Linked DNA regions of Homo sapiens: region 2 is linked to region 1. The links are chromatin loops, found by intact Hi-C in ENCODE. Cell type or tissue: endothelial cell of umbilical vein. All regions are shown on one strand. Links, peaks and the distances in the headings refer to the core of each region. The heading gives the core; the rest is flanking DNA.

Region 1 (15,836 bases), core at 6,605-9,104:
CTGTGTGCATCCCGGTGGTTGGCCAGGAAGGGCCGGTCTGTCATTCTGGGCTGGAGCTCTCACTCTTGTCAGTCCCTCAGAAACTACACACAATGGATTTTCCTTTCTTCCTTCCCAACCAGACCTTCCTGATGGCCACAAGTGCCCTCAAGACTCCCGATCATAAAAAGAAAACTTTCCCTAAACTGATGTTATAGACCCTGTTGCATCCCCCGCGATTCATGTGCTGAAGTCCTAACTTCACCCTCAGTGCCTCAGAATGCAACGTTATTTGGGAAGTAGGGTCCCTGCAGATGGAATTAGTTCAGATGAGGTCATACTGGAATAAGGGGGTCCCTCATCCAATATGATGTGCTTCTAAAGCGGGGAACTTTGGACACAGACACACACAGGAAGAATGCCATGGGAACATGAAAGCAGAAATCAGGGTGACGTATCCGCCAGCCAAGGGATGCGAAAGATTGCCAGCGAAGTACCAGAAGCTAGGGAAGAGGCCAGGAACAGATTCCCACAGAATGAACCAACCCTGCTGGCCCTTTGATCTCAGACTTCTGGCCTGCAGAACTGTGAGAGAATACATTTCTGTTGTGTAAGCTGCCCCATTTGTGGTACTTTGTTACGGCAGCCAGGGGAGACTAACGTACCCAACATTTCAGTCACAAGGACATTTATTGAAAAGGCAGCCCAGACCCATATCATCCATTTCCTTCCTTCCTGTAGCTCCTCATATCCGTTAGGGATGCCTGTTACCTGCAAGTTGCAGAAAGCTTAACTATCAGTGGCCTGAACAAAATGGGAGTTTTGTTTTCCTCCTCTAAAAAGAAACCTGGCTAAAAATCATACAGTCACATCAATAGATGCAGAAACAGTGTTTGGCAAACTCCAACACCTATCCCCGACAAAAACTCCCAGCAAACTAGGAGTAAAGAGGAACTTCAACTTGATAAAGAACATTTCCGATAATCCAATAGCTAACATCTCACTTAATGGTGAGAAACTAGGTTCTTTCCCCGTAAGGTCAGGAACAAGGCAAGGACATTCACTCTCACCACTCCTTTTCAAGGTCATACTGGAAATCATAGCTAATGCCATAAGACAAGTAAGAAAAGGTATACAGATTGAGAAGGAAGAAATAAAACTGTCTTTCTTCACAGATGACATGACTGTTTAGAAAATCCCAAAGATTCAAAACAATGACAAAAAACACTAGAATGAATAAGTGATTATAGCAAGGTTGCAGGATACAAGGTAACTATACAAAAGTCAATTGCTTTCCTACATATCAGCAATGAGCAAGTAGAATTGGATATTTAAAGAAGCCTGGCAAAAGCTGTTTTAGCAACCAGGCCATGTCAGGGCCTCAGCAGTTCTTATACCTTTCTCTGTAGTGCCAACATGCCTGCCAAAGCTCCAGAACATTCCAGACAGGAATGTGCAGGGAGGGAGGAGAGTAGATGCTGTTGGTGCTCACTAAGCCTCCTCAGGAGAGACTGCTTGAGAGTTTAACACCCTCAACCGATGACAAGTGGGGATTGAGTGAATAAATACCCCAACTATCTCACTCTTCAGGCACATAACTCTGAGCTTGTCTACGCTGTCTCTTGGTGTTCCTCAGAAGAATTGCTTCTATAAAGTGGGATTGGTGATAGTCCTTTCTTCATAGGGTTGGTGTGAGAGCTGCTGCATATAAACCACTGTGCAAAGAGCCAGGCATACAGTAAGTGCTAAATAAATGCCTGTGACTGTGAGCACTCACTCAGTATGGTTGGGGAGCAGAAGAGAGGCCAGTGTAGCTGGAGCTGGACCAAGGCCTAAGGGCAGATGAGACCATGGGCATCTTGGGGCCATCTGTGGTGACCCTTGACCTAAGAAGGTCCACAGACTCATTTTAAAGGAAGGCCACAGCTAGACTCAATCCCTAGGCAGAGTAGGCTAAGAGTGGGAAAACTCTGGACTTGCCAAGGTTCTGTTTCCACTGAATGGGGCACAAAGCAGAAATTTAGTTGAATTATAGAAAACTCTAGAGAGTTCTAGAAAAAAACCTGTAGCTGATGTGTTTGGAGTGGGGGTGGGACTCTTCCAGAGCTATGCTTTGGGCCATCAAGCCACAAGGGCCAAGTTTTTTGAGATTTTACAAGCCAGAGACTCGGGCCTCTGGTCTTCAGGTCAAAATCCCCCCACTGCAGCCTGGCTCTCTGTAAAGCCTGCCTCCAGCGTGGAAACGGGAAGATGCAATGTCTTAGTGGTTAAGCCATGGATGGCCACTAGTGGCCCTTGTCCTGGGCCCTTATCCTTGGTGTGAGATCTGGAATCTCTCTCACAGCCCCCGCTTGGTGTCTTCGTGGGTGGCAGCCTGTTGTCATGGAGGAAGCTGGGATGCAGTTGTGGATGAGTGAATTTATGATGGGGAAATTTAACACAGGGCTGATTCATGGCTTTTCATCCCAGGCCTGGGGGAAGCTCAGACCCCTGTACTCCGGCTGCCTTCATTTATTTCAGACTCGTGTGTGAAGAGGCCGGGGGTGGGAGAAGGGTGAAGAAAAGGTTGAACACCAGGCATGGGGCGAGAGCGCCTTCACCCACCAGGCTCCTCAGGAACCCAGTCCTGGGAAATGGCCTTGCAGAGGGAACAGTCGCAGCTGGGTTCCATTCTCCAGTTTCTAAAAGGAGGCAGGAAAAAAATCATTCTGCACATTTGCAGTCGTCTCCCTGCCTGGCTTTTTTTTTTCTTTCCTGCAAGCACAGAGGACGTGGTCCCTGTGTCCTGCCACAGCGCGTGGGGGCTCGTTAATTAAAGAGCCGAGCAGATGTCACTGTTCATTAAGCGCGGCCGCGTGGCTCCTTCTGCAGACACTGCCGCCCTTTGCGCTCACTACTTAATGACACCGCGTCTCCCTGGCTGCCCCAGCCCTGGAGAAGAGCAGGCAAGGCTGCGTTTCCCCCTAATTTGGCGGGGTGGGGGGCCTCCGCCCCACTGCGTCCTTGTCGGCTGGGGCGCTGCAGCCAGACACAAGGTGATGGAGACTTTTAATTTTCATCATGCCTATCCGTCGGAGCTCCGTTTTAAATCACTTTAACGGCAGATTAAAAATATATAAGCTGATATTAGAGGACATTCTTAGTGCCTTTATAAATATCTTAAATCAAAAGTTTGGCTTAATTGCACTTGAATGGGTACAGGAGGCTGGGGAGGTGGGGGCTGGGTCAGGTGAGCCCCCAGTGGCAGGAGGGGCGGGGAGGGGGCTGGATGGAGGTAGTGCCAGCACCGGGAGAGGAGGAGGAGGTTGCTGCATGGACTCAGAGTTAGAACTTCCATCTGTCCATCCGTCTACCCTGCTGGTCCAGATCTGGAGAGCACGTCAGGTATACCTGCACACCCCGGGCAGACCAAGCCCCTCTCTCCTCTGAGTTACCACCAGGCAGGGAAGATGCCAGTGAGCAAGGAATTCCACAGAGCAACAATTATTCATGGCACACTTTGCGTCGGACACTGTTCCGGGCACTTGATGTATATTATTTCATTTAATCCCCACACAACCCTGTGCATGGGGTTCATGATTATCCTCATTTTATGAATGAGGCTGGGAGAGATTCCGTGATTTGGTCAAGGTCACTCTGCTCTTCAGTGAGAGCCAGGATCTGGACACAGGCAGTCTGACTTCAGTCTGTGCGTTAACCACTGCCCCCTCCTGTCTCTCTTTCCTAATGGGACAAGTGTCAAGACAGGAAAGTTTCCAGGGAGGCATGGGGGGAGCTGACTGGGAGCCTGGCTTCAGCCTGAGGCATAGAGGAGGTTTCCGAGGCAGGGAGGTTGAAGCTGGAAACTGCTGGGTGAGTAGGGGTGGCAAAACGAAGAGGAAAGTGGGCAAGGCCCAGAATGGTAGGTGCAAAGGCCCTGGGGGAGGCACTCACTCAGTATGTTTGGGGAGCAGAAAAGAGCCCAGTGTCATTGGAACCAGACCAAGACCTAAAGGCAGATGAGACCATAGGCATTTCAGGGACATTGGTGGGGACTCTTGGCCCAAGGAGGGCTGTAAGTAGATTCAATCCCTGGGCAGGGTGGAAGAAGCCTGGGAAAGCTCAAGACTAAGCAAGGCCCTGTTTCCGCTGAATGGGACTAAAAGCAGAAATTCAGCTGAGTTCTAGAGCACTCGAGAGCCTCGCGTCTCACTCATCTGAGCCTGCTGAGGTGCGGTGGGAGGACAGCAGTGACGAGGAGGCTGATAGCATGCACTGACTGAGATGGTCTGCCTGTCTGAGAAATGAAGACGGGCAGATGCTGACCTGGAGGCTTGGCAGAAGAGAAGGGAAGTAGAGTCCCTGAGGGGTTGAGATGGCAGAGGTGAGGGGTCAGGAGCTGAGGCCGTGCTATGAAATGTCTCAAAAGAATGTCCTAGAATGTCAGAGGTGGAATGGCCTTTTGCCCATCAAGACAGGGTGGGGCAGGAGCTGAGCTGACTTCGGTCCACACTGACGCCTCTTTTTCTCACACTCCTGGATCTGCGCCATAAGCGAATCTTATTGCCCATACCTTAAAAATCCATCCTCAAGGACTGGGAGAGATATTTGCACACCTGTGTTCACAGCAGCAGTGTTCATAATGGCCAAAAGGTGGAGGCAACCAGAGTGTCCGTCAATGGATGATGGTTAAACAAAATATGGTCTATCCAGACAATGGAGTATTACTCAGCCTTGAAAAGGAAGGACATTCTGGCACAGGCTACGATGTGGATGAATCTTGAAGACAATATAGTGAGTAGAATAAGCCAGTCATAAAAGGACAAATACTGTCAGTTTGCACTGATATGAGGTCTCTGGAGTAGCCAGATTCATAGAGACAGAAGGTAGAATGGTGAGTGCCAGGGCTGTGATTCATGGAGACAGTTTTAATTGGGGAAGATGAAAAAGTTCTGCAGACAGATGGTGACGACGGCTGCACAACAGTGTGAAGGCCCTTCATGCCACTGAACTGAATGCTTGAAAAGGGTTACGATGATACATTTTATGTTATGTGTATTTTACTACAATTTAAAAAAATCTGTCATGACTGTGACCACTTCTCTCCAGCCCGCTGCCTCCCCTGGCTCCAGCTAGCATCATCTCTGGCTTGGACAGGTGCAGTAGTCTCCTCGACGGCCTCTCAGCCTTCATTCCCACAGTTGATTTTCCACTTGGCAGCCAAAGGGATCCTGCTAGACCTAAGTCAAGACAAGCCACTCCTCTGCTCAAACACCTATAACAATTTCCCTTGTCCCTGGAGGAAAAGCCAGTGCTTACCACAACCCACGATGCCCTGCGGGGTCTACTCCCTCACCCTCTGCTGTGTCCCGAGGCTCAGTGCCCCCTCCTCTCCCTCTCCCTCTCTGCCTCATCTGCTCTGGCCTCCTTGAACATACCAAGCACACACCTTCCCCAGGACCTTTGCACACCAGTTGCTCCCTCTTTCTGGAAAGCCCTTCCTTCCAGAAAGAATGGAATATTACTCAGCCTTAAAAAGGAAGGACATTCTGACACAGGCTACAATGTGGATGAACCTTGAAGACATTATATCGAGTAGAATAAGCCAGTTTTAAAGGGACAAATACTGTCAGATTCCACTGATATGAGGTCCCTGGAGTAGCCAGATTCACAGAGACGGAAATTCTCTATGAATCTGGCTACTCCAGGGACCTCATATCAGTCTCTTCCTTCCTTCCGTCATTCCTGCCTGCCTCACTTCCTCATCTCCTACAGGTCTTTTCTCGATTGTTTTCTGCTTTTCCAGCAGCCCTTCCCTGACCTTCCTATTTAAGGTCACACCTGAGTCCCCCTGATTTCTCCCACCCTCCTTGCTCTATTTTCCTCCATAGCTGGTAAATAAAATTTATGTGAGGCCCTCGTTTTGGACTGAGCTCCTGCTCTAGGCCCCAGCAGACCAAGAACGGAGCCACTCCTGCAGGTGCCGTGTAATTAAACTGAGCTTGGAAATGGGGGTAGTTTGGGCTGGGCACAGTGGCTTATGTGTCTGTAATCCCAGCACTTTGGGAGGCCAAGGCAGGAGGATTGCTTGAGGTCAGGAGTTTGAGACCAGCCTGGGCAACATAATGAGACCTTATCTCTACAAAACAATAAATAAATAAATAAATAAATAAATAAATAAATAAATAAATAAATAAATAAAAATTACCCAGGCGAGGCATTGCACACCTGTAGTCCCAGATATTCAGGAGGCTGAGGTGGGAGGATCACTTGAGCCTAGGAGGTTGAGGCTGCAGTGAGCTATGATTGTGCCACTGCACCCCAGCCTGGGTGACAGAGACCTGTCTCTAAAAACAAAAAAGAAAGAAAAAAATAAGCAGAAATAGAAGAAATGGGGGCAATTTTTCTAATAGACTGGAGATTCACAGCAACCAATCAAGGAGGGCCCAGTCAACCTGAGCCAGCCTAAAGAACCCCTTCTGCTTTAACCCTTACAAAGAAAGCAACTTGAAATAACCTGATGTTGAGCAACACGCTGTTTTGGTATCATGCTGATGCTGGCTCTCTAGTCGTGGGTGCATTTGGTGTTCAATGATATTGGTGAAGGGGCTTTATAATCTCAGCTCTGTATACACCCCATCATGGCTTCCGGGGCCACGCTTCCCCTCCTTGGACACAACAAGCTCATCCATACCCCAGGGCCATTGCACTGGCTTTCTCTCTGTTTTGAGATGTAGACACAGCTTGTTTCAACTCTGCCTTCAAGGCTCGATGTTTGAGCTTGCCTCCTCCAAGAAGCCCTCTCTGATCTTCTCCAGAGATCCCTGCCTACCCTGTTCCCTAGTTTTTTGTCTTTCTAGTCCTTTCCGTTTCTGAACGTATTTCTTTGTAGTTGCGTCTGTCTCCTCTCACAAACCTGTACAAACCTATCCAGTCTGAACACAGGGACTTTGTCAGTCCTGTCCTCTGCCATGGCTGTGTTCCCACCAGGCACAGAGTGACAGCTCAATGGATCTTTGTGGACTGTGTGACCTAAGGCAAGCCATCTCACCTCACAGGCCACCTCTTTTTCTCATCTGTAATTTGGGGTCTTCATTCAGCTTGGCAGACTCATGGGATCTAGTGAAATGTTGGTGGCTCTGTAAGCCTTCAGATCATGTTGAAATTACATTAAAAAGTGAGGCTCCTGGCTGGGTGCAATGGCTCACGCCTGTAATCCCAACACTCTGGGAGGCCAATGCGGGCGGATCACGAGGTCAGAAGATCGAGACCATCCTGGCCAACATGGTGAAACCCCATCTCTACAAACCATACAAAAAGTAGCTGGGCTTGGTGGTGCGTGCCTGCAATCCCAGCTACTCAGTAGGCTGAGGCAGGAGAATTGGTTGAACCAGGGGGTCAGAGGTTGCAGTGAGCCGAGATCGCGCCACTGCACTCTAGCCTGGCAAAAGGGTGAGACTCTGTCTCAAAAAAAAAAAAAAAAAAAAGTGAGGCTCCTTATTAAATTGTGGGGAGGTCTTCCACCCTCCCCACAAATCCCCTACTCCCCACATCCCTAAATCCAACCCTGCAGGAGGAATTCTCCCTGCCTCGCAGGCTTCAATCCCAGAGGGCTTCCTGAAGGTGGGGCCATTCTCCAGCCAGCTTTATCAGCCCTTGGGGCTGCAGGGTTGTTTCCCACATTTCAAAGCCTCCTCCTACTCCCCTGTTCCCTTCTCAAAGCCCTGAAACTTCCCCTCTGTAAGCCCTAGCCATCACTGCCCACCGCCCCGCCTCCCAGGCTGGGCCAAACATTTTCTTCAAGAATGCAAGTGGTCAAGGTCACGGCCTTCTCCTCTAGCATCCCCCGCCCCCTAGCCTGGGGAATTAGACTCTGGGCCACACCATCTGTCTGAAAACAATTAGCAATAAACACCAGCGCACTGGGGCTCTGGGTCATGGGGGCTGGTGGGGGATGGAGCGTGGTGGGCAGGGGATGGAGGAGGATGGAGCTGTGGGGGTTCTGAATGCAGAAGAAGGTTCCCGGCTGAATCAGCTTCCTGTCTGTGGGCCAAGAAAAATCCTCCCGGCCACCCCGGGGAGAGAGCTTCCCAGCAGCCTCTTGCAGAATGGAGAGGAGCCTCTACGCAGAATGCAACCTCACAAAGCCCCGGCCTCAGCTGGGGAGGCGGCGGGGGACCATCTGGCGGAGCGTGGAGATGTGTCCCAGCCAGACGGAGAAGCAGCCTTATTTGCGATGTATTGTGTGTTCCGTTTCTCAAAACACTCCACGCATATGCTTCAAGTGTATGGCTTGCAGCCAGCTGGGCCTGGGGTCGGGGGGAGGTGGGGAGACTTCCGAAGCCAAGGGGAAGGGTGACGGGCCTGTCCACGGAGTGCGGACCTCTCAAATGCTCCCCACAACCCAGCCCCAGCTGGCCTGGCACGACCCTGTTCCCCTCCTCCCCTGCTTGGCCTGCGCCTAGCTCTGAAGGCTTTCCAGTCTTGTTCAAATGTCACCTCCCCTTAGAAGGCAAGGCGAGTCTGATTAGCCAAACTGAGTTTATCTACATAAGGTTTGGCTCACCAAGCTGTTTTTTTCTTTTTGTTAATTTGAATAAGTTGCTAGTGAAAAAAAAAAAAGATTTTACATAAAAATCTGGATGTTCAGCTTCTTTTGAAAAATCGAAAGATCTGGCAAGTCTGGGCAGCAGGCCAGCACGGCGCCGGTCAGCCAGGCTGGAGGAGGTGGATGGGCGTCCCTGTAGCCAGGCGTGACTCTCCTGTCCCCGTATCCTGTTCATCCACTCACTGAGTCCACCATGCTGGGACCTGTTGCTGTGCCTGGGCTCTTACCGGGTTTAGATTTCCACAGGGAGACAGACACTGAACCCCTGAACCAGTGCATCCACAACACAATGTCCCATAGTGCCGAGTGTCACACAGGAAATAGCAGCGAAAGGGTGGAGGGGAAGACGAGTGGGAGAGGGTGCTGCTATTTTACATGAGAGGCCAGGGACGATGACGGGCCCCACGTGGAGGAAAGGCATTCCGGCGGGAGGGAACAGCAGGTGCAAAAGCCCCGAGGCTGGCACAGTTTGGGTGTCCGAAGAGCAGCACGGAAAAGCCGGAGGCCTGGTGTGGCGGGAGGTGGGTGAGTGAGCAGTGGCCAGGCTTCCTTCAGAGCAAGTGACCAGGACATGCCAGGGTTTGGGGTCCCCCAAGGTAGTCTGGGCCAGTGAGCCTCAGGGGATTTTCCAAGGTGGGGGCCAACTTTGAGAATTCCAGGTGGTTTGTCCTGGAATCTCAGCCACTCCTGAAACAGACTTTGAGGGTCCCAGTGGGGGGGCTTCCCCAGAGGCAGTGGCCCCTGGTGGTTAAGGGGCCACTTAGAGCCTGAGTTCCCCATATGTAAAATGGGGTAATTGAAACCCACCTCAGAGGGTTCGTGTGCTGTTAGATAGTATCTATGTGTATGTCTCTGTACAACTGTCCATGCACAAGGTTCAGACAATGCCAGGTGCATAGAAAGTGTGAAGTAACTCTTTGCTATTTTTTTTTTTTTTTTTTTTGGAGACAGATTCTCACTGTCACCCAGGCTGGAGTGCAGTGGCACGATCTTGGTTCACTGCAAGCTCTGCCTCCCGGGTTCAAGCGATTCTCCTGCCTCAGCCTCCTGAGTAGCTGGGATTACAGGTGTGCATCACCACACCCAGCTAATTTTTGTATTTTTAGTAGAGACGGGGTTTCACCATGTTGGCCAGGCTGGTCTCCAACTCCTGATCTCAGGCGATCCATCCGCCCGCCTTGGCCTCCCAAAGTGCTGGAATTACAGGCATGAGCCACTGTGCCCGGCTGCTGTTAGCCATTTTAATTTAAGGATCAAGTAAGATTGCTGTTTAAGGGAGCAGTTCCCAGACTGTTTGGCCCCTAGACCCTATGACACCCTTAGAAATTACTGAGGACTCCAAAAGGGCTTTTGTTTATGTGGGTTCTATTTATCAGTATTTACTGCATTAGAGATTAACATGATAAAATTTCAAAACATGCATTTATTTTAAAAGAACAATTTTATGCTCCTTAATATGTTGAGTAATATATTTTAAGAAAGATAACATTTTTTTCCCAAACATAAAGAAATAGTGAGAAGAGAGTGGCATCGTATGTTTCACAATTTTGCAAACCTCTTTCACGTCCAGTCCCTTAGAAGAGAGCTGGATTCCCAAATCTGCTTTTGCATCCGGTCTGGTGTGACTTGGCGTTTTGGTTGAAGGACATGAAGAAAACCCGACCTCACAGAGATGTAGGGAAGGAAAAGAAGGACCCTGTGGATCCCTCCAAGAGTCTCAGACCTCACTTTGAGAATCCCTGGTCTAGGGAGTCGTCCAGGACATGGTGTGGGAGGGGACATCTGCTTTGTCCCTACTGCTCCAAGGTGGGGACAGGGCTCCAGGAGGTGAAGCCTGGACTCCAGCTCCCGAATAAGCATCTGCCTGCAGCGACCCAGCAGGGAGGGAGACAGGCGTGTAGCAAGGAGTAAGCAGGAAGTTACAGCTCAGAACGATGTGGCCCGTGGCCCGTAATGGGGGGAGCACAGAGAGACGCCCCACCCAGCTGGGAGGCGGTAGGGGAGCTGCAGTCCCCTGCAGGTGTCCCTAGGTCCCCAGGATCATCAGGATTCCAACCCTGGCCACTCACATGGAGTCCCCGGGTGCCCCAGCCTGCGTGGCTCGGCGCTGGCCACGGGTGGTCACTGAAACTTCCCTTCAACTGCTTCAGTGGCCTCATCCCCATTTTATAGAGGAGGAAACAGGCTCCCACCTCCAAGATGGAGTCACTGGTGTGGGTGGCAGAGTCTGGGAGGGCATCCTGGCCCTGGGGCCCCACAGGTGCTCCTGCTGCCAGCATCGAGCACCTCTGGGTCTCTGGGTGACGACGGGGCAACAGACGGGAAAAACGGGTCCCTTCTCTCCCCTGCACTGCAGGCTCCTATCTGCAAAGACAGCTGCTGCCAGGTGGGGGCAGGGCTTTGCCCCTTGCTGGCTGCCCCCAGAGCCTCAGTTTCCTTATCCATAAAATGGGGGTAATGACATTCATGAACTACATGGGTTCCCTCCTAGGTAGCTCTGAGGGTGAACCGAGAACACAGCCCGTGTGGGCCTGGCACACTCTAGGCACACAACCAGCACCCGCCCCTGCCCGTGGCCACCTCCACTTGCAGAATGTCCCCAGCACTCACTCTGCTTTGCCTGCCATCTCCCCTCTGTGCTGTTCTTTATAAAAGCTCTCCCTTGCTGGCCACTTACAATCTCTCCCTCCTTTAAGCCTCTCAGCAGCTCTGCCAGGAGGGTAGCATCCTTATCCCCATTCTCCAGAAGACAAAACTGAGGTTGGGGTGTAAGTGTTTGTACAAGGCTACACAGGCGAGCAGACACATACGCTTTTCCCCACTCCACCCTTCGCAGAAACACCAGTGGGTTGCAAGGGTGTGAGGCTTGTGGACAGGCCTTTTCCCAGGAGGAATGAAAGAGAAACTCCACAACCCCATACGGGTGGGTCCACAGCTGCCTCCGTGAGCTCCAGACTAGGGTGTTCCTGGGACACAGGACTCATGGTACTAAGACTGGGATGGCCCCAGGCAAACCTGGATGGAGTTGGTCACTCCTGCCCTCGTGGCACCCCAGTCTCTCCCCCAGGTCTGGGATGGGAGAGGAAAAGGGATGGTTTGACCAGAGCTCCCAAGTCTCCCATCCTGGGAGCTGGTTTTAGCCTCTTCCCTCCCCAAAACCTGATCCCTCTGCGGGGTGGGACCAGGCAGCTGCAGCGGGGGGTGGGGGCAGGCACGGGCTGGCTCGAGCCTGCCAGGATGACCTCATGTGCCCACCCCAGGGCTCTAAGGATGTGACTTCACCAGCAGATGCGGGAGGCAGTTCAGGCCACAGGCAAACATGGGGCCAAGAGGAAGGGGACATTTCACATCTTGTCTAGACAGTCATGACCCTGGTGACCTTGGACGGGTGGGGACACCTCTGCCTCCCAGCTGGAGATCAATCTGGAGGTAGCCAGATGGGTGTCAAACCCAGGCCCAAGACCCTCTGCTGATAGCAGAAAAATGACAGAGGACACTAGTTCCCATCTGGACTTCCCTAGGATGCTAGCTTAATCTCTGGTCCTCACCAGAGAGCTCTCTGATAGGGAACTGAGGCAGTGTATCCGAAACCAGATCTGCGACTTCCTGGCTGTGTGCCCTTGCGCAAGTTGCCTAACCTCTCTGAACCTCTTTCCTCAATTTGACTCTCTGAACCTCCATTTTGATGTATAAAATAACCCATCTGTTAGACAGGGGCCTGGAAGGTCAAACAAGAGAACGAACCAAGTAACAAGAATATAAATTAACAGGCCTGGTGCATGGGCAGGGGGATGCTAGAGGAGCAGTCAAAGCATAACCTGTGCACGCAGCATGAGGATGAGTGTGGAAATGTGAGTGTAAACGTTAAGGAAGCTATTAAGTTTTAAGCAGGTCCCTTTGGACACCCGCTGGTCTGTACATGGCTATGACCTCAAAATAAGGGTGCTTTTTCCCAGTGCATTCTGGCCTCCACTTTTATGCCACCTTTGTCCCCAAGTCCCAGCTTTGGTGTCAATTCACACATTGCACCAGCCATCTCTGGCTTGGGGAACCTGGGAAACTTGGAAGTGCCTCCAGGGGAGGTTTTGGCCATAGGCAGACTCAGTCCTTTCCAGAGCTCTTTCTCAGTTTCTCCTGGACTGCAGGGACCAGCCAGCTCCTTCCTCTCAGCTCCCAGGGGCGTCAGAACTCTGACCCGTTTCCCTGTGAACACAGCTGGCCCTGCCTTTAATAGGCAGCTGCTGTGTAAGGGCTCATCCAGTGGAAAGGATGAGGCAGGTCCGCTCATGCTGGCACAGAGAGGCTGACGAAGGGGGTGGGAAAGGCAAGCAGCGGGGCTGCAGGCAGGGTATGGGGTGGGCAGAATCCTGTCCCCAAAGACATCCATGTCCTGATCCCCGAAACTTACATGGCACGAGAAACTTCACAGATGGGATTCAGTTACAGATCTTGGGATGGGGAGATGATCCTGGGCCCTAAACATAGTCATAATTGTCCTTGTAAGAGGGAGATTTGACTATAGGAGAAAGCAGAAGGCAGAAGCTGTGACCTCTGTAAGCAAGAGGTTGTAGGGATGCGAGGACGGGCTCACGAGAGCAGGAATGCAGGTGCCTCCAGAAGCCACAAAACACAAAGAAATGCTTCTCCTCCGGAAGGAACCGGTCCTGCTGATGTCTTGCTTAGCTCAACGAAATCGATCTCGGACTTCTGACCTCCAGACAATAAGAGAATATACTGGTGTTGTTTAAGCTGCTATGTTTATGATCACTTGTTACATCAGTAATAGGAAGTAATATAGTGCTTTAGCTCAGGTACGTGTTTGCGTGTAGAGAAAGGTACTGAAGGACACACTCCAGGCTGTTGGTGGCAGTTGTCTTTGGAATTCAAATTAAGAGAGGGGTCCATTTTGTGCCAAACACAACTTATTTATTGCTTGCTTTTTTTCAATAAAGAATACCTATTTCACGTATGATTAGGAAAAAAAGGTGTAACTATTGATTTTTAGGGTCCTATGCAAATTAATCCTCCCACCCCTGCCAAGTGGCTCCTAATGCCTCAGGCAGACTGGACCCTCCTTCTTTCTGACCACAGTCTGTTAGCACCCAGTGGCATGGCAAGGCCAGACTGCAAGCCTGGCTACCTGAATTCAAACCCCAGCTCTGCTGCTTCCTATGTGACTGTGGGGCCATCATTTAAACCATTTGGCTTTGATTTCCCAGATTTTTTGTTTGTTTGTTTGTTTTCATTTTTGTTTTTTTGAGATGGAGTCTCACTCTGTCACCCAGGCTGGAGTACAATGGCACGATCTTGGCTCACTGCAACCTCCAACTCCTGGGTTCAAGTGATTCTCCTGCCTCAGCTGCCTGAGTAGCTGGGACTACAGGTGCCTGCCACCATGCCCAGCTGATTTTTGTATTTTTAGTAAAGATGGGGTTTCACTGTGTTGTCCAGGCTGGTCTCAAACTCCTGACCTCATGATCCCCTCACCTCGGCCTCCCAAAGTGCTGGGATTACAAGCATGAGCCACCGCTCCCAGCCTTGATTTCCCTGATTGTAAAATAGGGGTCTCATAGGGGACTGGGCATGGTGGCTCATGCCTGTAATCCCAGAGCTTTGGGAGGCCAAGGTGGGTCGATTGCTTTAGCCTAGGAGTTTGAGACCAGCTTGGGCAACATGGTGAAACCCCGTTTCTACAAAAAAATACAAAAATTAGCCAGATGTGGGGCATGCACCTGTAGTCCCAGCTACTTGGGAGGCTGAGGTGAGAGAATCACCTAAGCCCAGGAGGTTGAGGCTTCATTGAGCTGTGATTGTACTGCAGCACTCCAGCCTGGGTGACAGAGTGAGACCTTGTCTCAAAAACTATATATAGGGGCCTTATAGGGTCTGTGTCACGGGTCCCCCAGGCCACCCTCAGGTTCAGGGACTTGCTGGAAGGACTCACAGAACTCAGAAAGCTGTCATACTTGTAGCTATGGTTTATTACAGCAAAAGGACACAGACAGGAATCAGCACAGGGAAAAGGTGTGCAGGGCAGAGGCTAGGAGAAGCCAGGCACAAGCTCCCAGCTATCTTCTCCCAGCAGAGTTGCATGAACAGCACTTATCTCTTCCAGAAACTGTGTGATGACACACACAAAGAATTGCCAACCAGAGAAGCTCGCCTGAGCCTCAGTGTCCAGGGTTTTTATTGGGGGTCAGGCACATAGGCATGGAGCGTCCACGTAGCTGACCTCAGTTACTCACTCTCCAGCCCCTACAGTGGTCAAATATTCTGTGTGGCTCAGGGCACCAGGCAAATGAAAACAGGCATTCAATATAGTCAGGTTGTTAGCATCAACCACGTGGTGTGGCCCCTGGCCCAGATACAAAGACACTCATATCAGGCATGATATTCCAAGGGTGTGAAGGTTATGTCCAGAGCTGATCAAGGTCCATTCTTTTCTTTGGAATGTGCAGGGTTTGGACAACCCAGGCCTGCTGAGTTCACTCTCCACTGCCTCACTGAAGTGAGGCTTGCCTGCACAAACCCGTGGACACTGCCTAGTGCTGGCTGCTATTGTCCTGGCTGCGTAGGACTTATTGTTTCCTTATAGGATTGTTTCACCAATTGTTTCCTTACGGGATTATCAACATCTTGAGGGCAGGGATTATACCTCCCTCACTTCTGTACTCCTGAAAAGCCCAGTGCCTTGGCTGGTCCAGAGGAGGCCCTCCATGAGAATCTGGGAGGAGATGTGATCTTGTAATTGTGTGTTTATATGATGACTGGTATAACTGTTGTCTCCTTCACTAGATTTGAAGCTTCCTGAGGGCAAGTTTGTTTGTTGTTGGTGTCAGATCATCTCATTTCTGTCTCTCAGAGTCTAGCTGGGGCTCGATAAATGTTTGTTGAATGAATAAATTGATTGGAAATTCTTTGTCAGCAGCTAGGCCAAAGGCTAGTAAAAATGAGAGAACAGTACATAGTTCCCACTTACAAGGGGGCCTGCATCTAGTGAGAGAAATAAAACACTATGATTGTAAAGGTGGCTGAGCATTTGCCGTGTGCCAGGCACCAGCCTGAGGGGCTGACAGGTATGTGTGATGTGTCCTTTATTCCTCAGCTGGAAAAGGCAAGTATCTCACTATCTGCACTAATTAGGTCCCTGCAGGTGACAGCTCAAATGGGGGCCATTGAGGTGATGAAATGAAGGGATGATTATAGGGGGGTGGGTGGGATTTATGGAAACAGTGGGGGGGGGGGTGTGGCACTGAGGGGGTGGCACCAT
Region 2 (15,836 bases), core at 8,418-10,917, 64 kb before region 1:
CCCCACGAGGTCGTGGGGTCTGGCCCTGAGACTGTTCTGGTTTCCTTTCCTATCTCTTCTCCCAACCTCTGTCCACTCCAGCCCGCTCGGCCTCTGCTCTGCTTCCTGAGTACACCAGGCATGCTTCTACCTCAGGGCCTTCACACTGGCTGTTCCCTCTGCCTGGGACCCTCTTCCACCAGACCCAAACGTGGCACAGATCTCCACTGCCTTCAAGTCTGCCAAACATCACCTCTTCCGAGAGGCCTATCCAAATCTCTTCTCTAGCTAAAAGCACTCCCAACCTGCCTTTAGTTTCTGTGTTCTTTCTTGGCATTTACTATCAGGTGGATGTATGCATGCACACCTACCCCCAATATGGACGTGTCTCAAAATAATTTGCTAAATGAAAGAAGCCAGTCAAGGAAAGAGGACCTACTGTGAGATTCTGCTGACATGAAATGATGCCATTTACACATAGTTTCATTGTCTCCTCCATTTATTTCATTAATTAATTTATTTTTTGGAGATGGAGTTTTGCTCTGTTGCCCAGGCTGGAGTGCAGTGGCACAATCTCGGCTCACTGCAACCTCCACCTCCCAGGTTCAAGCGAGTCTCCTGCCTCAGCCTCCAGAGTAATTGGGATTACAGGCGCCCGCCACCACACCCGGCTAATTTTTGTATTTTTAGTAGAGACGGGGTTTCACCATGTTGGCCAGGCTGGTCTTGAATTCCTGGCCTCATGTGATCCGCCAGACTCTGCCTCCCAAAGTGCTGGGATTACAGGCATGAGCCACCGCGCCCGGCCTGTCTCCTCCATTTAAAACGGCATTGGCCAAAATAATAGCCACTGGTCACGTGTGGCTATCAGGCACTTGAAATGTGGCTATCAGGACGGAGGAACTGAATTTTATGTCTTCATATCTTTGTTTTAATTAGTTTAAATTAAAAATTAAAAACCGAAGCAGTTTTGCCAGTGTGGATGTGAATATTAAAGGAAGATGATTTTTTGATACTCAGTTCTTGGAGACTTTTAAGTCTCTATGGAACAACTTCAGTAGATTAATGTACCTTTTCAACTGTCAGTTTTATGGAATCAAAATGCAGATCAAATATTTCCGATGAGAATTTAGTGTCCACATTGAGATGGGCTCTAAGTGTGGAATACACAGTGGGTTTCAGAATGTTAGGATGAAACAAATGCATGTAAATAGCTCACAGATTAATTTTTTATGTGGTGTGCATGCTGAAATGATAATATTTTGGATCAATTAGATTAAATTAAAATTAATCTCTTTTTTCATTTTTTATTTTTATTTATTTATTATTTTCAAGACAGAGTCTTGCTCTGTTGCCCAGGCTGGAGGGTGGCAGCATGATCAAGGCTCACTGTAGCCTCAACCTCCCAGGCTCAAAGGATCCTCCTGTCTCAGCCTCCCAAGTAGCTGGGACTACAGGTGCAGGTGTCACCATGCCCTGATAACTTTTAAAATTTTTTTGTAGAAATGGGGTCTCATTGTGTTTCCCAGGCTGGTCTTGAACTCCTGGGCTCAAGTAACCCTCCCGCGTCGGCCTCCCAAAGTGTCGGGATTACAGGCGTGAGCCAAGGAGCCCAGTCACATTTTTTTCCCTTTTTTTTTTTTCTTTTTTAACGTGGCTACTAGGAAATGTTAAATTCTACCTGTGGGTGGCATTATGTTTCTACTAGACAGGCTGCCCTGGAGCATCAACTCAATGAGGACAGGGAGTGATCGGCTCAGCTTCCTTCTTTTTATTTATTTATTTGAGACAGTCTCATTCTGTCACCCAGGCTGGAGTACAGTGGCACGATCTAGGCTCACTGCAACCAACCTCCGCCTCCCAGGCTCAAGCGATTCTCCTGCCTCAGCCCCCTGAGTAGCTGGGGTTACAGGCGCCCGCCACCATGCCCGGCTAATTTTTGTATTTTTAGTAGAGACAGGGTTTCACCATGTTGGCCAGGCAGGTCTCGAACTCCTGACCTCATGATCTGCCCACCTCGGCCTCCCAAAGTTCTGGGATGACAGGTGTGAGCCACTGCGCCTGGCCTCAGCTCCCTTTTTTAGTGTCAGCATCTAGAACCCGGCCTACTGTGTGCCCTGGGAGTCTTGGTTCTTCCCAGTGGAAAGGACTGTCTTTAATTTGCTGACCGTGGGCATCTGGCCTTGTAACCAGGCCACTCCCAGCCTACGGGCAGAACGGAGCTGCTGGGAGGACACAGGCAGGGTGACTCAGTTCCCGTGCTGGAAAGAGGAACTTGGGTGTCTGCTCCGGACCTTGTCATCTCTGCCCCGGAGTGGCTCCTACCAGGTGGCGCTGGCCAAGCGCCTTTCTTTCCCCTGCCCGCCCCAGGGCCGGTTGCTGAACCTCCTCCCTGTTGGCTGCGGAAATGGTTTGCATCATTTTTGTGCCTGAGGCCTGGGGGCGTGTGAAGTTCAGATCCACTGGAAGGCAATCAGCCTTTGTCCTTGTTCATGAAACACGAATCAATACCGCATTGATCGAAAGTAGACTGGGCTTCCTCTCCAAATGCCTCCGAGCAGGAATTGCTATACCCGAGGTGGAGCAGGGAGAGAGAAAAGCTGGGACACTGGCTGGATGAGGATTTGTGCTTATTGGCTTTTTTTGTTTTTAACAGGCTAAAACTTGTGGTTTACTGCAATATATACATCACAGAAAATTTACCATTTTAGCCATTTTTAAATGTACAATTTGGCAGCACGAAGCACACTCACATTGTTGTGCAACCATCACCACCATCCATTTCCAGAACTTTTTCATCCTCTCAACTCACTGGCGTTTAAGACTTGGGGGAAGCCGGGGTGGGGTGGGGGTGGGTTCTGGTGGGGGAGGGGCTGACACTAGGGGATCATGGGAGAATCCGGGCGACCCAGCATGCACTGGGTTTCTTCCGGGGCATCTATCTGGGTGCAAGACTTCAGGAAAAGCAGGAACAGTCACATGTGGATAACTCCAGCTTGGCTTCATACAGGGGCCATTTTCAAAAGTGTGGGCAGGAATAGAGGAACCCTGGGCTGGAAATGGAGGTGATGCCACCACCCCTGGGCTGGAAGGGAGGAGGGAAGGGATAGTTCCAGAAAGCCAGGAGGAGAGGGAATGTAGCAGGAGCTGTATGGAGAGGAGAGGGGCCCTTGAGTGGCCTGAGGGAGCCCTTGACCTCACTCATGTCCTGCCGGGCTACCCCGTGCCAAGTCCAACCAGAGGCAGAGAGCAGTGGGCTGTGGAAGTGGTTAAGGTGGGTCAGCTTCAGGGGCAGAGGGCCAGTGGAGAAAGGAAGAGAGAGATCTCTCGGACAAACAGAAGATGCCAGCACACAGGGTCTGATTCGTTTCTTGGTATAGTGAGCACCTGAGTCTGTCTCCATAGCCTCTGCTCCTCCTCCTTCGGGCAAAATGTCCTGATTTCCATGGGGGATCCAACCTTCCGCTCTTGGTCCAGAGACGGTGCACCCAACTCCAGGCCAGTGATTTGGATCTGAGCCAACTGGCTTACTGCTGTCCCCATATGGTTTAAGATGGCCAATCAAGGTTGATCTTGGAGCATTTGCTGTATGTAGTACCCTGAAGGAACATCTCTTTCCTGCTGGACTCAGGCCTGGGGGATGTGGCATAAAGCTCCTGGTAGCCGTCTTGCCACCATGTGACGTCTATTAATAAAACCAACATGGAGGAGAGGGCAGGCCAGAGAGAGAAGGAGATACCCAAGCCTGATGACATTAGCCAAGCCCCTGGATCCAGCTATGCCTGAAGCTGATGCTATTCCTAGAATTTAAATTGCTTCAGCCAATAAACCTCCCTATTTGCTTAAACCCATTTAATTTGCACTGACTTGCAGGAAAGATTCCTCACATTATCAGTTTTTCCTTTTTTTTTCTTTCATTTTAAGCAAGCTATAGTCTAGTTCTGGCATTCTCAGGGATTTTTTAAAAGTTCAGCAAGAATGCTGAATAAGCAGCAGATGTGGATAGCAGCAAGCCGTCTTCTGCTTCTGATCTTTCGGGTCAGCATTATTTTACTATCGAGCCAAGCAATGGGTCTGGAGAGGGTGGAGGTCCACCAGGGCCTGTCCTGCTGAGCTGAATGCGGCAAAGTGAAGGTGAGTGCTGTTCACCTCCGTCCTGGCATCTGGTGCCCCAGAGGAGGTGGTCTGCTTCTCATTTTTCACAGGGGCCTGAACAACCTGCACCCTTCACTGAGTCTCAGTGTTTGCCTTTGCAAAATAGGCTAACAAGAGGAAGAAAAAAGAAAATGCCCAGCATCCGGGCCCTGGTAATCCCCGGAGAGGTGACGGAGTGCAGGGTTAAGAGAACAGCACGGGCTCTGGACTTGAGTTCCAGCTCCCAGCTAAGCCACTTCCTAGCTGTGCAGCCTTGGACACACTACTTCACCTTTCTGTGCCTCAGTTTCCTAGCCTAGAAAATGAGGATGATAACATTTCTTCACTCATCGGATTATCAGGACTTATCAGTGCCTTTAATATATCAATGAGCATTGTGAATTTCTTCACTTACCGGTTTGTCATGGGGACCAAACGACTACAGACAAACAAAGCCCTCAGAGCAGTGTCAGAAACGTGGTAAGCACTCGGTAAACAGCAGCTGCTGTTTTTACCCAAAGACTGGTAGACAAGGTTACTATTGGCAATGTTTATCGTCTCTCACACTCTCAGCAATTCTCTATAAAATCTCACTGAGGGCCGGGCGCGGTGGCTCACACTTGTAATCCTAGCACTTTGGGAGGCCGAGGCGGGCGGAGGTCGGGAGATCGACACCATCCTGGCTAATACGGTGAAACCCCTGTCTCTACTAAAGATACAAAAAATTAGCCGGTCGAGGTGGCGGGCGCCTGTAGTCTCAGCTGCTTGGGAGGCTGAGGCAGGAGAATGGCGTGAACCCGGGGGGTGGAGCTTGCAGTGAGCCGAGATCACGCCACTGCACTCCAGCCTGGGCGACAGAGCGAGACTCCGTCTCAAAAAAAAAAAAAAAAACTCACTGACGTCCCTCCCAATGTATCTAAGGACCGTTTGCCTCTTGCTGCTCACCCAGCACCAAACAAGTTATCTAACCACCCAGTGCCTCAGTTTCCTCATCTGCAAAATGGGGCGTTAACAGTTCTTACTTCACAGGGTTCTCATTAGGAGGAGTTGAGAAGCCACCAAGCTGCGCTTACATAGCTCGCAACCCATGTTCGTGCAAGGGCTGAGTGCTAGTATTAATAACAGCATTACATTAATAACATTATAATATAGCATATAATATATATAACATAATATTAATAACAACATTATATTAATAATGTGCTATTATTAATAAGAGCATTACTACTCCCAGCGATTGCAGGGAAAAAGCTTGGCGGTGCGTCTAATTCCAGCAGGCACTGGAGCCTGGGGGTCAGTTCCTTCACTCCGTGCTAGAATTTTAGAGAAAACAATAAATTAAAATATACATGCATTGGTAATTCTTAAAAGAGAAAGGAGAAGGTTGGAATTTCACCCAGGAGGCATTTTTAGCAGAAAAGCATCAACTTGAACTTCATGTCTGCCCCTGCCCTGGTTCCTGCAACTTCTTGTCATTAACCAGCCCCTTAAGATCCACCAAAGACTCATTCAATTCCTCGCTTGGTTTTCAGGAGTCAGGTGGGACAGCGAATGGTCCAGGCTTTGGTGTCCTCCAGCCTGGGTCTGAATCTTAGGCTGATTCTGTCAGCAAGGTGACCTTGGGTGAGGCAGTAGAACTCTTGTGCTTCAATGTCCTCATCTGGAAAATGGGGATAACTCTACTTACCCTCCAGTGTCATGGAGTGGGTCAGAACAGTGTTCCTTGGCCAGGTGTGGTAGCTCATGCCTATAGTCCCAGCATTTTGGGAAGGCCGAGGCAGGTGGATCACTTGAGGCCAAGAGTTTGAGACCAGCCTGGCCAACATGATGAAACCCCGTTTCTACTAAAAATACAAAAATTAGCCAGGCATGGTGACATGTGCCTGTAGTCCCAGCTACTCAGAAGGCTGAGGCGTGAGACTGGCTTGAACCTGGGAGGCGGAGGTTGCAGTGAGCCAAGATCACGCCACTGCACTCCAGCCTGGGTGACAGAGTGAGAGTCCATCTCAAAAAAAAAAAAAAAAAAAAGAACAGTGTTCCTCAAAAAGGATTGAAGTGGTATCCCTTGCCCCCCCCCCCCCGCAGGTCTTATCAGTGCCTTTAATACATCAATGTGCATTGTGCATTTACAAGCAGAGGTGTGAACATGCAGTTTTTCATGGAATCTTTTTCATAGAGCATCTGTATGCATCAGTGAGTATGCTGCTGGGCATCCTGGATTAGGGAAGATGACTGCAGGTTCTCAGAGCCTGGAGTCAAATACACTTGACGACATCACCTCTGTAACCCTCATCCTTGCTATTTGCAGTTAGGAGGGAATGGTTATCCTGTGTGGCTGGAAAGAAGATAAAAACTCAACACTTTAAAGACCCAGTCGTACTGGGGACATTGTCAGAACCCAACAAGAAATGGATTGATTCGTAAAGTGTATAAAAGTATTTTGACAAAAACAAAGTTATACCACATGAGGGAAGAGTGAAGAACCCAGAAGAGTGAGTTATTGGGTGAAACAGAAGAGGAATCTACAGAGTAATATTGGTCCTTCCAGTTCTCCCAGAAGACCATCATGTGACTATGGAAACAGAAGGTTCTGTGCCAGGGATCAGCAGAAAGCTATGGGCAAGGTTGGGCAAGTGCACAGATATGACTCAAGGCATTCATTACCCATTGCTATGTAACAAAACGTCACAAAGTTAGCAGCTTAAAATGATACCCAGTTTTATTTATTTATTTATTTATTTATTTATTGAGATGGAGTCTTGCTCTGTCACCAGGCTGGAGTGCAGTGGCGTGATCTTGGCTCACTGCAACCACCAACTCCCTGGTTCAAGCGATTCTCCTGCCTCAGTCTCCCGAGTAGCTGGGATACCCATTTATTATGTAGCAGTTTCTGTGGGTCAGGAGCCTCACATGGCTTAGCTGGTTCCTCTGCAAGGCTGCCATTAAAGTGTTAGCTGGACTGGGTCTCATCTGAAGGCTTGACCAGGGAGGATCTGCTTCAAGCTCACATGGTTGCTAGCAGAATTCAGGTTCTTGTTGCTGTCAATTAGGGGAACCAGTTCTTATGGGCCGAACTGTGCCCCCTCCAAAATTCCTTTGTTGAAGTCCTATGCCCCAGTACCTCAGAATGTGACTGTATTTAGGAATAGGTCTTTGAAGAAGTAATTAAGTTAAAACAAAGTTATTAGGGTGGGCCCAAATCTGCTATGACTATTCTATCAAATAAGATTAGGACATACACAGGAAAGACCACGTAAAGACACAGAGAGAAGATGGCCATCGGCAAGCCGAGGAGAGAGACTTCAGAAGAAAAGAACACTGCCCACGCCTTGATCCAGGGCTTCCAGCCTCTAGAACTGTGAGCAAATAAACGTCTGTTCGGTAAGCCGCCTAGTCTGTGGCACTTGTCACGGCAGTCCTAGCCATCGAATACACCGACCATTCCAGTTTGCTCAGGACTGAGGGGCTCCAGGGATGCCAACCTTTCAACCCTAAAACTAGGATAGTCCTGGATAGACCAGGAGGGAATTTCCAGGGATGTGGGACTCTCCAGTGCTAAAGCTGAAAAAGCCCAGGCAGGCTGGAATGAGTTGGTTACCCTCGCTGTGGGGCTGTAGGGCTCAGATTCTTGCTGGCTTTGGGCCAGAGGCTGCCCCCTCTATTCTTAGCTGGTCATTGGCTGGCGGCCACCCCCAGTTCTCTGTTATGTGGTTCTTCCCACATACCCACTCACTTCATCAGAGCCAGCAAGGGAGAGAGCCTCCTAGCAAGACAGACACTATGATTGTAGGTCCTGCAAGTGACATTCCATCACCTTTGCAAGAAGAAAGCCTCATGTGGGTCTAGTCCACAATCAAGGGGAGGAGATTAATAAGGGCATGAACACCAGGAGGCAGAGGCCACTGGGGCCTCCCTGGAGTCTATCTGCTACTCCATGTCCAGGTTTGCTGATTTTGTCTTTATGATTGTTTAAACAATAATAAAAGCTAACAGTCTGTGGTGGCTGCCATGTGCCAGACAGTACTCCAAGGATTTTAGATGTATTAACTCATTTAATCTGGCCTCAGTCAGGAGAGATTAGGTCTTGCTGCATTAACAAATGACCCCCCAAATTCCAGCTTAACAAACAATAATCACAGTTTATGTGTTGTCCCTCATGGGTGGCACAGATCGCTCTACTCTTGGCAAACTGCAATAGTTGTAGGAAGGGAAGTGAATGAAGTGAATCATGGTGAATTGCGCACTGGCTCTTAAAACATATCTGTTCCATCCGGGTTTCACGCACTGCACCAAGACACGTGACTGCACCTCAATTCAAGGGCTGGAGAACATGCGATTCTTTGTGTGCTGGGAAAGAGAAGAGGAAAGTGAGCAAATGTTTGGGGGAAATTGGAGCAAATCGCTATCCTCACCAGCTGTGTTAGGAACAAGTATTATCCACATTTTTCAGATGAGAAAATCGAGGCCCAGAGAGGTTAGGTAACTTGCTCAAGGACACACAGCTTTTAAGCTGCTAAGCAAGGACATCTGATGTCCTCAAGAAAACCTTCCCATTTCTCATTCATGCTAGGACTGTTTGATGATCTGTTCTGGGACACACACACCACCCTGACTGCAGAGCAGGGTGATGGCTTTGAGTATGTGGCGCTGTAAGGGCCCCCAGCACCCTCCCCTTGTTCCTTCCACAGCTCAGCTGAGATCACTGTGTGATTTCCTGTTAACCTTGTAATAATTTATGGCAAATCTAATGTGCCTGCCGCTGGGTGAGCTCATCCAAATCCCCTTCTATTGTCTGAGCCTCATACCGGGAGATGTCCTCAGAGGCCCCTGGGATCATCGCCGAGTGATTTATGGCGCCAGCTTCCCCGAGGATTGAAGCCAACCCAGTTGGAGGCTCGCCATGCTCAGGAGAGATGGCAGCGAAAGATCTGGTTGGCTGGTTTTATCCCTGGAGGAGAACAAACCTGAGGAGTGAGGATTTTCAGAAGCTCAAGCCAGACAGTGTGTTATATTTTCTGCTGCTGTGTCCTTAGAGAAAAACCTGCTTGGGTTGCAGATGGCTCACGGGCATCTCGAACTTACCATCATGTTTAACATCGACCTCAGGCCTGCTCCTCCACTGCCTGCTTCTCTGGGAATGGTAACCTCATCTCCCTGTTGCTGGACTAAACACCTCAGAGTCATCCGACTGCTTTTTTTCTCTCCTGCCCGTGTCTGACTCATCAGCAAATCCTGCTGTTTTTCTCTTCCAAATACATCCAGAATCTGCGGACTTCTCACCACCTCCACCTCTCCCCACCCCAACCAGGTTCCAGCTGCCATCATTGCTCGCCTGGACAGGTGCAGTAGTCCAGGTCCCTGGTCTCCCAGCTGCCACCCTAACCCCACTGAGGCTATTCCTCACACGGCAGCCAGAGGGAACCTGTTAAATCCCAAGTCAGAGGAGGCTGCTTCTCTGCTCAAACGCCTGCCGTGGCTCCCACTTCCCCCAGAGTAAACACCAAGTCCTTCTGTGGCCTCAAAGCCGCACACACTCTGGCCCTCCTGGAGCATCTGTCCTCTGTGTCCTCATCTCCCACCACTGACCTCTTTGCGCACTTAGCATCAGCCATGCTGGCTTCCTTGCAGTTCCTCAAAGTTGCTACAGGCGTGGTCCGGCCTCCAGACCTCTGTGTTGCCTGTTCCTTCTCCCCTAGATGCCCCATTGCTCGTAACCTTCCCTGTTTCAGGTGCAATGACTCCTTTCTCAGCGAGGCCTTCCCTGCCACTCCACTTAATATTGCACCCCCTTGCATCCCGTCCCCACTGCCCCCGCGTCATTTTCTGACCTTAGCACTTACCAGTGTCTAGCATAGTGCGTGTGTATCAATATTTATTGCATGTTTTCTTCTGCTACTTAAATACCAGCATCATGGGGGCAAGGTTGCTGTCTGTCTTGCTCCCTGCTGTATCCACAGTGCCTAGAACACTGCCTGGCACACAGTAGGCGCTCACTAAACATCTGCTGGATGTGTGCATTCAGCAATGAGTTCAGCACCTACAGTGTGCCCGGGACTCACACAAAACCAAGGCTGGAATCCGAGAAGCAGAGGCAGGCAGCTCAGAGTGCGGGCTCTGAGTGAGACAAACTCGGGTTCACATCCTGACTCTACAACCAATGGCAGACTGTGTGTGACACTGGGCAAGTCGCCTGGCCTCTCTGAGCCTCAAGTTGCCCCATCTGTAGAACAGGATGGTCGTGCTATTTTCCTTGTGGGATCGCTAAGGGGCTTCACAGAGGGGTCTTTGTGCAGCTCTCGAGGCAGCATCTCACATGGGAGGAGGGGCGGATCAAGCATCTGCCATGCTTACAGCTTTTAGTTTATGTTGTTGGAGGAAGACAGAGAAGGGCGTGAATGCACCTGCTCCACCTTCCAGAAGCAGAAGCCCTGCCATCGCTACGCCGTAAAAGCAGATCCTCCAGGAGATGCTCTACGTTGCAGTCAACTTGTCAACAAAATGTCAGGTTCTGTCGCTGTCTAAGTTGACACCTGTGAATTTGCTTTTTAATTTCAGGAGCTTTTGGGGTACATGTGGATTTTGATTACATGGATGAATTGTACAGTGGTGAAGTCTGAGCTTTTAGTGCTCCCGTCTCCCTAGTTGTGTACACTGTACTCCGTGTGTAGATTTTAATCCTCATCCTCCTCCCACCCCCACCCCACGTGACTCCACAGTCCCTCATGTCACATCATATCACACTGTCTCATAGAGGCAATTTATTCCAAGTAATCCATCCCTCCTTAAGACACATTTCAAACTTCATGACCCCTAACAAAAACTTTTAAAGACTCGGGCAAAGAGACTGGTCTGAAAATTTCCTTGCATTCGCTTTCTTGTTCCTGTGCAGAATTATTCCTATTCCCCAACCTCTCCTTCCTTTCAGTGGAAATATAGGCTCCTCTCTAGTCTTTTTTTTTTTTTAACTTTTATTTTAAGTTCAGGGGCGCATGCGCAGGTTTGTTACGTAGGTAGACTTGTGTCATGGGGGTTTGTTGTACAGGTTGCAGGCTGGTGCAAAAGTAATTGCGGTTTTGGACCATGAATTTTAAATCATTATAACTAGGCTCAGATACATCTTTATTAATCAAAATAAGAACGATTACAATCAAGTCATTTTTGCCAAGAAGAAATGTTCATTTATTCCTATAGTGTAAAAATCTGTGCTTTGGGATTCGATGAACTCTTGGAAAGCGCTTTCTGCATCCTGCTGGTTGTGGAAGCGTTCTCCCTGCAAAAAGTTGTCGAGATGCTTGAAGAAGTGGTAGTCGGTTGGGGAGAGGTCAAGTGAATATGGCAGATGAGGCAAAACTTCGTAGCCCAATTAGTTCAACTTTTGAAGCGCTGGTTGTGTGACGTGCAGTCAGGCGTTGTCGTGGAGAAGAATTGGGCCCTTTCTGTTGGCCAATGCCAGCTGCAGGCGCTGCAGTTTTCAATGTGTCTCATCGATCTGCTGAGCATACTTCTCAGATGTAATTGTAATTACACCACTGTACTGTATGTTCGTTAGCAGTTCCAGGGCTAAACGTGTTGTTGATGTTGCGTGTTGTCTCTGCTGCTTTATGACCCATTTTGAACTCGAGTAAGAAAATCACTCAAATTTGCTTTTTGTCTAACATCATTTCCATAGTCTAAAAGAAATATAAACAGCAAGTAATAATAAGTCATTACCCAAAAAAAAGCTAGAAACGTGCATTAAAATGATATATAAAAACCACATTTATTTAAGAATGTATTCCAATACAAAATGGCAAATTTCAACAGTGCAAAAACCACAATTATTTTTGCACCAACCTAGATACTAAGGTACTTAGTACCATAGTACTTAATACCTGGGCACTAAGCCTAGTACCCATTAGTTATTTTTCCTGCTCCTCTCCCTCCTCCTGTCCTCCATCTTCAGGTAGGGCCCGGTGTCTGTTGTTCCCCTCTGTGTGTCCATGTGTTCTCATCATTTAGCTCCCACTTATAAGTGAGAACATGCAGTATTTGGTTTTCTATTCCTGCATTAGTTTGCAAGGGATAATGGCCTCCAGCTCCATCCATGTTCCTGCAGAGGACATGGTTTCATTCTTTTTTTGGTTGCCTAGTGTTCCATGACACCTATCAATTTTGATTTTGCCATTGGCTTTTCTATTTCAGAGGCGTGTCTTCTCTGTTTAAGGCCTTGGTCATGGTTGCAGGCCCTTAAAGCTGGAAAGCTCCAATCGCCGTGCACATGGGGCCAGTGGCGGTGAAGACTGGGATTGGTGCTCAGGGTCCATTGCTTATGTCACAACTGCCCCCTAAGCCCCCTACCTTCTTCACCTCTGCAAGCAAACCTCTCACCACATGGCCTTCGCACCTGCTGAGCCCTCGGCCTAGGATGCTTTTTCCTTCTCTCCACGAGAGTGTTACCACTTGTCCCTCAAATGCCAGCTCCATCGTCATCCTCATGTCCTTGGGGAAGCTCCCTCACCCCCAAGACTGGGTGCGGCCCTCTGTTACAGGCACCCACAGCACAAGCAACTCCTGTTCAGGCCACTGGGCACAGCTGACAGTCATGTGCATGACACCACGTCTCGAGTCCCTCCCCCGACACACCCTGTGGGAGCCAGGAGGGCCGGGACTCATCTGGTTTTGTAACTTACCAGGTGCCAGTTCTGCAGTGCTGGGAGGTGCTCAGTGCACATTAGCAGAATGCGTGAACGAGTGCCCACACCTGGCGTCTAATAAACAATGGCCTCTTCGGGCAAGTGGCACCCATTGGAATGCAGTACGTGAGGGCTCCGTATTGCAGAATTGACCTCATCCTTCCTCCTGCCCTGTGTTTGCACCCTCTCAGTTCCTCCCATTGTGGAGGTGAAGTTTGTTTTTCTACTCCTTGACTTTGGCTTTAACCAAAAGCACGAAGCTGACACGAGTGTGTGCCAGGTCTGAGCATGCGTGTCTAGGGACCTCCATTGACTATGTTTGCTTTTTTGCTCCTCCTCCTTTGCCATAAGGAGAATGTGCTGAGTGGCCACTGGTCCCACAGAGTGGATGAGAGATATGTGGGGCTGAGCCACACCTAGATCAGCCGACCTGCAGCAGCTGGGTGAATCCAGGTGAGGTCAGCAGAGCCCGGCGGGCGAGCCAGCCTAGATCAGCCAGCGCCAGCCGCCCTGCTAACACACCAGCCAGGTACATAGTGATTGTTGTACACGTTGAGGTTCTGTGGTTGGTTGTCAAGCAGCACATAGTAGGTGCTCAATAGATAACTATGGAATGTTTGAGCATACAGCTAGAGCTCCATAAAAGACATCCAGTAAAGCCCCCAGCACTGTGCTGGGCACACGGGAAGTGCTCAAGACACAGTGCTCCCTTCTCCCTGCTTCCTCCTGTCAACAGCAGCAGCAGTAGGTTAGAGAGGCCGATATTTGAGACATTGTGGCAACCTTTACAGTCCACACTCTACTATTCTACGGGACACCCCGAAGCCTCCAGCCACCCCTCGGCAGCCCTTGGTAGAACAGGGTCTATGTCTCTTTCTTGGCCTCTTCTGACCAAGAGTCTTGTTCCTAGTGGTGAAGAAGCTGGGGTCTTTCTGGAGCCACTGCAGACCCCCTAGTCAAGGGTGGCTGCTTTGTCTCTGCAAGAAAGCAGATTGTTCTCTTTGCCGACTCCTGCTGGGATCTTCTCTCTTCCTCTCCTCCCACCTCTTCACAGGCGGAAGCCATAATTATTTCAATGCAACATCCCTGTCATCAGCCAGCACTTTGAGCAGGGGACACAGTCAGCACTGTTTGGGATCCCACACTGTGTGTACACAGTGATTATTCCGGCATCGAGGGCAGATAATGAAACCTGGAGTTGTGTGTCTTGAGACACCTCTGCTCACTACTCACTCTCTAGACACCAAGAAAATTCGACTTCCCGCCACGCCCAGCCGGGCCCTGCAATGGGCTCCCAGCTCCTGTGGGTGCAACATGAGCCTGGTAGCTCCCAGGCAAACGCTGAGCAGCAGGCGAGATCATGGTGGCCGCGGTGGCCACAGTCTGTGAGGTCAGAGCTCCCGTTAGGCGTGGGCTATCTATGGGTTTAATAAGCCAAGGCCTTCAGGGCAGGGCCCACAGAGCAGGAATGTCCTGAGGCTCAATATTCCAGCCATTTGTTCCTGTCTGTTGTCTCTCAAACCAGATCCTCTGCCACTTCTGAAGGTCCCTGCAAAAGAGGCTTCTGCCTCTAACCCTAAGCAGCCAGCCCAAGCCTGCCATGTGGAGAGAAGGGGACAGGGAGGCAGGAGTTGCAATCTGTGCCCCGTGTGCCCCCTGTGCCATCACCCTGTACAATTGTGGCCCAGGCAAAGCTCCTCTCTGTACCTCGGTCCCCTTGTCTCAGGAACAGGATCTCTTTCTTTCTTTCTTTCTTTTTCTTTCTTTCCCTTTCCTTTCCTTTCCTTTCCTTTCCTTTCCTTTCCTTTCCTTTCCTTTCCTTTCCTTTCCTTCCTTTCTTTCTTTCTCTCTTTCTCTCTCTCTTTCTTTCCTTCTTTCTTCCGTCTTTCTTTCTTTGTCTCGGGAACAGGATTTCTTTCTTTCTTTTTTTATTTTATTTATTTATTTTTTTGAGATGGAGTCTCGCTCTTGTTGCCCAGGCTGGAGTGCAGTAGCATGATCTTGGCTCACTGCAAACTCCGCCTCCCGGGTTCAAGTGATTCTCGTGCCTCAGCCTCCTGGGTAGCTGGGATTACAGAAACGCGCCACTACACCCAGCTAATTTTTGTATTTTTAATAGAGACAGGATTTCACCACATCTGCCAGGCTGGTCTCAAACTCCTGATCTCAAGTGATCCACCTGCCTTGGCCTCTCAAAGTGCCGGGATTACAGGTGTGAGCCACCGCGCCCGGCTGAGAACAGGGTTTCGTCTATTTCTCATTAAGTTGCTGATGGCTCCCTTTCAGGATTCACCGCCACAACCAGGCCTCCCTGGCACCTTGTTTTAAATCACAGCCCTCCTGACCTAGATCCAGGGCCCCAGAAGCAGAGCCAGAGAGAGAGGTTTTTACAGGAGAGGGAGGGAGGGCGGCCTCAGCCTGGACCCACGGGGGGCTCTGATATGTGAACTCCACCAGGGTTTGTCCCATCTGTAGCCAGGTGGGTCAGGATGTGTGTGTGTGTGTGTGTGTGTGTGTTTTGTTTTTTGTTTTTTGCATTATTTTTGAGACAGGGTTTCACTCTCTTGCCCAGGCTGGAGTGCAATGGTACCATCACAGCTCACTGCAGCCTCCACCTCCAAGGATCAAGCGATTCTCCTGCCTCAGCCTCCTGAGTAGTTGGGACTACAGGAGTGTACCACTGTGCCTGGCTAATTTTTTTATTTTTTGTAGAGACTAGGTCTCACTATGTTGCCCAGGCTGGTCTTTAACTCCTGGCCTCAAGCAATCTTCCTGCTTTGGCCTCCCAAACTGCCAGGATTACAGGCGTGAGCCACTGCATCCAGCCTTGCTTTATTTTCAATTGTGGTAAAATACACATAACATAAAATGTACCACTTTAGCCATTTTTAAAGGTACAATTCAGTGGTATTAAGGACATTCACAGTGTTGCTTGACCATCACCACTCTCCTGTTCTGAAAGGTTTTCATCACTCCAAGCAGACTCTGTCCCCATTAAGCAATAACTGTCATTCCCGTCCCCCAGCCCCTGGTAAGCGCTAACGTACTGTC

The links. A loop is a pair of places that touch in the nucleus more often than their neighbours do. Peaks named below come from ENCODE experiments on the same cell type or tissue, not always from the same donor. Only the 100,000 strongest peaks of a DNase experiment are listed, where the experiment ranks them.
Region 2: a loop joins it to region 1, with 5 times the contacts of the local background. A loop is called at or near these places in 3 of 110 quality-filtered maps.

The regions. Positions count from the first base shown.
Region 1 is chr12:124,648,061-124,663,896 of GRCh38, reverse strand. No RefSeq gene overlaps it. Among named protein-coding and RNA genes, the nearest start is that of NCOR2, 88 kb to the right of the region's middle. RefSeq lists enhancers at 11,129-11,642, 11,643-12,156. In endothelial cell of umbilical vein, for the core only: no CTCF peak of the experiment used is centred there; DNase peaks (open chromatin) are centred at 7,986 and 8,496; H3K27ac peaks cover 2,453 bases.
Region 2 is chr12:124,713,952-124,729,787 of GRCh38, reverse strand. No RefSeq gene overlaps it. Among named protein-coding and RNA genes, the nearest start is that of SCARB1, 140 kb to the left of the region's middle. RefSeq lists an enhancer at 15,657-15,836. In endothelial cell of umbilical vein, for the core only: a CTCF peak has its summit at 9,535; DNase peaks (open chromatin) are centred at 8,917 and 9,287; H3K27ac peaks cover 1,536 bases.